2 separate regions of the Homo sapiens genome follow, and region 2 is linked to region 1. The links are chromatin contacts, found by Hi-C in ENCODE. All regions are on one chromosome and are shown on one strand. The core of a region is the stretch at or near the end of the contact, and the rest is flanking DNA. Distances in the headings are between cores, read along the strand shown. Region 1 holds the start of ADM (adrenomedullin). Region 2 overlaps RRAS2 (RAS related 2).

Evidence for each region. A loop is a pair of places that touch in the nucleus more often than their neighbours do. Pooled maps may share reads with other maps.
Region 2: a map with no recorded cell type shows a loop between it and region 1 (8-fold over the local background). The contact joins the enhancer-like site here to the promoter of ADM in region 1. A Hi-C loop is called at or near these places in 3 of 37 single-sample maps with no recorded cell type and 2 of 50 pooled maps.

Annotation. Positions count from the first base shown.
Region 1 is chr11:10,303,664-10,306,363 of GRCh38, reverse strand. ADM (adrenomedullin) reads right to left here and starts at 1,291. Exons shown (of 4, transcript NM_001124.3): 1 at 1,135-1,291; 2 at 566-684; 3 at 266-415; 4 at 1-32. The coding sequence starts at 663. It also overlaps a transcript of SBF2 not described here. RefSeq lists silencers at 700-749, 770-819, 1,500-1,549, 1,730-1,829, 2,320-2,379.
Region 2 is chr11:14,318,710-14,321,409 of GRCh38, reverse strand. All of the region lies in intron 1 of RRAS2 (RAS related 2), which reads left to right. Among named protein-coding and RNA genes, the nearest start is that of RRAS2, 39 kb to the left of the region's middle. Within about 2 kb of position 1,274, at least 2 of the 41 ENCODE cell types and tissues checked have a DNase peak (open chromatin) inside an H3K27ac peak, as active enhancers do.

The DNA of each region.
Region 1 (2,700 bases), core at 42-2,541:
GCTTGACTCGGATGCGGGCGGCATCCGGACTGCTGCGGGCGGGGGGAGGGGGAAGAAAGGCAACTTGAGACCCCATCAAGCAGAGCTTTGGCCCCAACACCGGGAACGGGAGCCATTCTAGAGCCAGAGGGAGCTGGAAACTGCTCGCGCCATCTGAGCTGCGGTCCAGCCCCGACGATCCCCCGGGCCAGGGGAGTGGAGACAGAGAACTCCTCCCGCACACCTTCCTTCCCTCCCGTCCCTGGACAGCACAGGGCGTAGTTACCTGTCTTCGGGGCTTCGAGAGGCACCCTTCATGTCCTGGGGCCGAATAAGGGTCTGGGCAGGCCCGGCCTTCACGTCAGCGAGCCCGGTGGGGTAGCTGCTGGACATCCGCAGTTCCCTCTTCCCACGACTCAGAGCCCACTTATTCCACCTGGAAAACACAAGCAGACCCGATTCGCGTGCGTTCAGGTGACGCCCAGGCCTGTCCCTGCTCCCATTCACTTCTAGACCTTCGGGACCAACGGTCAGTTCCCCTTGCCTGCCAGGTACCAGCAAGGGGGAAGGCGCTGCCCGGACTCACTTCTTTCGAAACTCCGACGCGACATCCAACCGAGCGGTGTCAGCGCCTAGGAAGGCGAGCGAACCCAGGTACATCAGGGCGACGGAAACCAGCTTCATCCCGGCTGCGAAGCGCAGACCCTGGAAAAGAAGAAAGAGAGTCGAGCGTGAGCACCCGGGCCAGCTGCACCGCCCGGGCGGGGCACGGAGGGCGGGCAGGGGCCCCGGCGAGGCGGGTTTAGCCCGCGCTTTCCCTGGCTCAGACGCTTATCTCCCTCCGCGCAGAGAGGCGCCAGAGGCGTTTGCACGCGCCGGCCGGGTGACAGGCCCCGCAGGGGAGGCCGCTGCACCCCGCCAGGCTCCCAGAGGGTCTCTGCTCAACTTCTTGGAACTTGGCTGACGGAGCAGAGGGGACTGGGTCTCTGGACCTCCAGCTGTGTGCACGAGCTGGGCCCAGGATATGGGGTGTATCTATCTCTCAGAGAACCCTCCAAAGTGGGTTGTTCCCCTCACCCAGCGCTCCCAGTTTAGGGCCTTGGCAAGCACTGCCCCCCACCCCACCTCTTAACCCGCAGGGTCTGCGGCACCTACCTGCTAAGAGAGTGATCTGCCAAGTACTTGAAGGAGAAAGTCTCAGACGTCCCACTGGCAATGGCAAAACTCCGAAGTCCAAGCCCAGCTGCAGTGAGAAGCCCGAAGTGGCAAGGCTTGAGCTGTTCTATCCAGTGTCACCAAGAAACCACTGAGTGGCCAGCTCTGGTTCCTGTGCTTTATAAGCGCACGGGTGGGGGAGCGGCGGGGCGGGGCCTGGGCTGCCCGGTTGCCTTCCCTTTCTTTCCTCAGCCACGCGCGCTCCTGCTCTCGGACGCGCGCATTGCTTCCTTTGGGGCTGGAGTTGGGATGGGGGGAGGGGGGAGCGGGGGAGAGGAGGTCCCTCGTGCCCAGAGGGCTTAGGTATGGGCTCCAGGCGGTTGGTGCAGGAACTGCCACAGCCCTCTTTGGGCACAGGGTTCAGACAGTACGCCGGAGCGAAGGGGCGCCACTACAACCTCTTGAGGTCCTTATCCAGGACCCATGCGGCCCGGAGTGCAAAGCCTCCTGGCGAAGAACAGCAAGAGCCCGCGGAAGGGACAGCGCGGATGGCCCGAGCCCTGGACCTGGGGAGCTGTGGCCTCAAGTGGACCGCGCCCCCCTGCCGGCTTGGCGCCTGACCGGGCCGCGACCCCAGACTCCCGCGGAGGGGCCGGGGCAGGGACGGAGCAAAGCCGAGAGGAGCAGGACTCACTAGTCCCCCAGAGGACCAAGACCCCGGCGTTTCGGGGTGAGCTAGTAAGATTTCACGGTAGGGACAAGGCTCAGAAAAGCTAAATTGAGAATTGGGATTTGGAGGGGGGAATTATCTGAAATTTCAGAATTTTCATTTCTATTTGGAAACATAGGAATAACCAAAATTAGGAGGAAATATACTGTTTCATTTTGCCTCCTTGTAATCCTATTATGCCTTATAAGGTCATAACCTGAGATTGTGCCTGGCTGCCTTCATTAATCCATCGTAAACGTGAGGACTGACTGCCAGGGAGCACACTAACGCTTCACGTATGCTAATCATTTTACAGTTTACCAAGCACGGCCACATCCCAGTCTACTTTGAGCTTCACAGCCACCCTTGAGTCAGGCAAGGAAGGTAACATTCCTTTTCCCATTTCAGCAGGTAGAAAATTCAAGCTCAGAGAGGGGAGGTATCTGCAGAGAGGGGAAGTCACCCTGCAGGTAGGAAGCAGCAGAGTCCCTACTCGGCCCGACACGCTAGCACGGCCGACTGGGGCGCGGCGTGGATTCCTCTAGGCTGGGGTCACCAACTTCTCAAGGGGCAAAGGAGAGTCCTAGCCCCCGCCCAAAGAATTTGTGCCTGTTCATGATGAATCACGCTAGACACGTTTGTCACCCGTTTGTGCTCTTTCATCACAGCTTCTTCTCTTTCTTACTTCTCTCCTGGGGGCCAAACTGGGAAGGAAAGGCTAAGCCACGGGGCTTCCTGCTTCGTGCTTGTGGGTTTCTGGGGTCCTACTAACCACTCCTCTAATCGAATGTCCTGAAGCCCAGCGACTCGACGGAGAGGCCAAAGGTGCGAGACCACTAGCCAAACAGGCTTCTAGT
Region 2 (2,700 bases), core at 25-2,524, 4.0 Mb before region 1:
TTGATCATTCTTTTAAGTGAGTATAAAGAATGAGGGACTTTCGTGCCATCCTTGTAGAGTTAGTTCCCTTCCCTGTCCCACCACCATTTCACCAAGGGAAATTTATTGAGAACACCTAAAATTTGCTGTTGACTAGTCATGTTAGGGGAAGGAGGAATGGTATAGACATAAGATTTTAAAATATTGACGTGCGTCGTGTGTTTACTTATTTGCAATCTTTTTTTTTTTTTTGAGATGGAGTCTTGGTCTGTTGTCTAGGGTGGAGTGCACTGGCCGATCTCGGCTCACTGCAACCTCTGCCTCCCAGGTTCAAGTGATTCTCCTGCCTCAGCCTCCCAAGTAGCTGGGATTACAGGCGCCTGCCACCACACCCAGCTAATTGTTGTATTTTTAGTAGAGACGGGGTTTACCATGTTGGCCAGGCTGGTCTCGAACTCCTGACCTCAGGAGATCAGCCCACCTCAGCCTCCCAAAGTGCTGGGATTATAGGCGTGAGCCACTATGCCCAGCCATTTGCAACCATTTTTTTAAATTGTTGTGTTAAGTTACTATAAAAATTAACATTTTTATAGTTTTCCCACATTTTACTGCATACTACTTTATATGACTTTATGATTGTTAGGTTCTTAAACAATGAATTTTGACTTAAGTTCTTTTATATTTTTATTTTTACCAATCCATCCTATTTAAAATAAATTAATAGTATGTTTAATATCTTTCAGAAAAGTTCTTTCCCTGTGCTTTAATTTTAACCAGTTTTAGCTAATGTTTTTGCACAACCTTTTCTAAAAGCAACAAATAATTGATTAAGGGGAATCTGGGCTAAGCTGAAGCTTAACTCTGAAAGCTGTGTTAATGAGTTTCCATAGGAAAAACTGTCTACTGCTTTTATTTTGTTTATAGATTGAAATTAGCTAAATGAAAGAATAAGTAAATGAGAGCTGCTTAAATTAAGACATCCATTAAAATTTTTTGTCTTGATTACTTTCCCGTCTCAGAGTCAATTGATCTGGCTTTTGGTACTGAGCACATGACTCTAGACAAGCATGCAGTCATTCTAGGCATACTGCTATTTGAAAAAACAGCTTTAAAAAGATGTTAGAACCTGGGAAAAAATATCTTGCTCTCTTGTGGTTTCACAGGATGCCAAAGGTTTAGTTGCTTGTATGTTTCACTCAATTGCTTTCTGTTCAATGAATAAAATCAGCACCGTGCATTAGAACTTTGCAGACTCACTGCAAAGGAAATAGCAGGAGGTAAAGTGACCTCAAATGAATGTGGCTTTTTTTGTGGGGTGCGGTGGGTGGGCAGTGCTACAACTTAATAAACAAATTGAGTTTTGCAGGAAGAAAACCTTTAACCCATCTTTATACTCTCTCATGGTGACATTTTTCTTCTGCTATCATTCCCATTCTTTAAACATTTTTACAATGATTAGTTCATTTTAAACATGTAACATAGCTACAGTTGAGTTGTTTAGTTGTTTTATAACGTATATGTTTTTCGAGTCCATCAGTAAACTGGAATTATAATCTTATTTTTGTTGTTTTGATCACACAACTTTTCTGCGCTCTGAAAAATACAACTGATACTTACTTCTCTTCACCAAAAGTCTTTTAGGTAGGTTTATCACCTTTTATCAGTTGAGTGAGTAAGATATTTTGAAAATATTTTACAGGGGAAGTAGCAGAAATTCTCCATCATGTATGGTAAACTTGCAGTTATCTGTGCTCTTAGAAGACAGAGGGAACCGGCCGGGCGCGGTGGCTCACGCCTGTAATCCCAGCACTTTGGGAGGCTGAGGCGGGTGGATCATGAGGTCAGGAGATCGAGACCATCCTGGCTAACAAGGTGAAACCCCGTCTCTACTAAAAATACAAAAAATTAGCCGGGCGCGGTGGCGGGCGCCTGTAGTCCCAGCTACTCGGGAGGCTGAGGCAGGAGAATGGCGTGAACCCGGGAAGTGGAGCTTGCACTGAGCCGAGATTGCGCCACTGCAGTCCGCAGTCCGGCCTGGGCGACAGAGCGAGACTCCGTCTCAAAAAAAAAAAAAAAAAAAAAAAAGACAGAGGGAACCTGAATAGTTAATATAATTTTTATTGTAGTACAGGTTTTACTCACATACCTTGGGAAAAGCTTCTTTTCCTGCTTGGCATTATTGCCAAATGTCAGGATTGACGGAGGTGTATGGGGAGATGGATTTGAGAAAATCTGGACATGTTACTCCATGAATCTAGAGAAAGCAGGGGCAATACATTTATTTTTGTTTTCTGAAGGTAGCTCTCATTGTAATGATGTAATTTGGGGCACAGAATTGAGCCAGACTGCTGGGAATCAATTTCTGCTCCATGCTTACTAGCCTCGTGACTGGGCAAGTTACTTAAAGTCTTTCCTCACCTGTATGATGGAGACGATAATAAGACCACCTACTTCATGGACTGTGAGGTTTCAATGAATTAATATGGTAAAGCACTTAGTGCCTGACACATAGTAAATGATAGCTGTATTGTTGCCAAGTCAGTAAGTGTGAGTCAAAGTATACAGATATGTTTCCCTGAAGGAATTTGAAGTTTAATACTTAAGTTTTGTAAAAGTCTGATTTATATTTACTTTTCAATAGTCCAAAGTGGGGACTGAAAGAATGTACAAAATGTCCGTGTTTGGGTTATCTTTCCTAAACACTCTGCCTTCCTCAGGAAA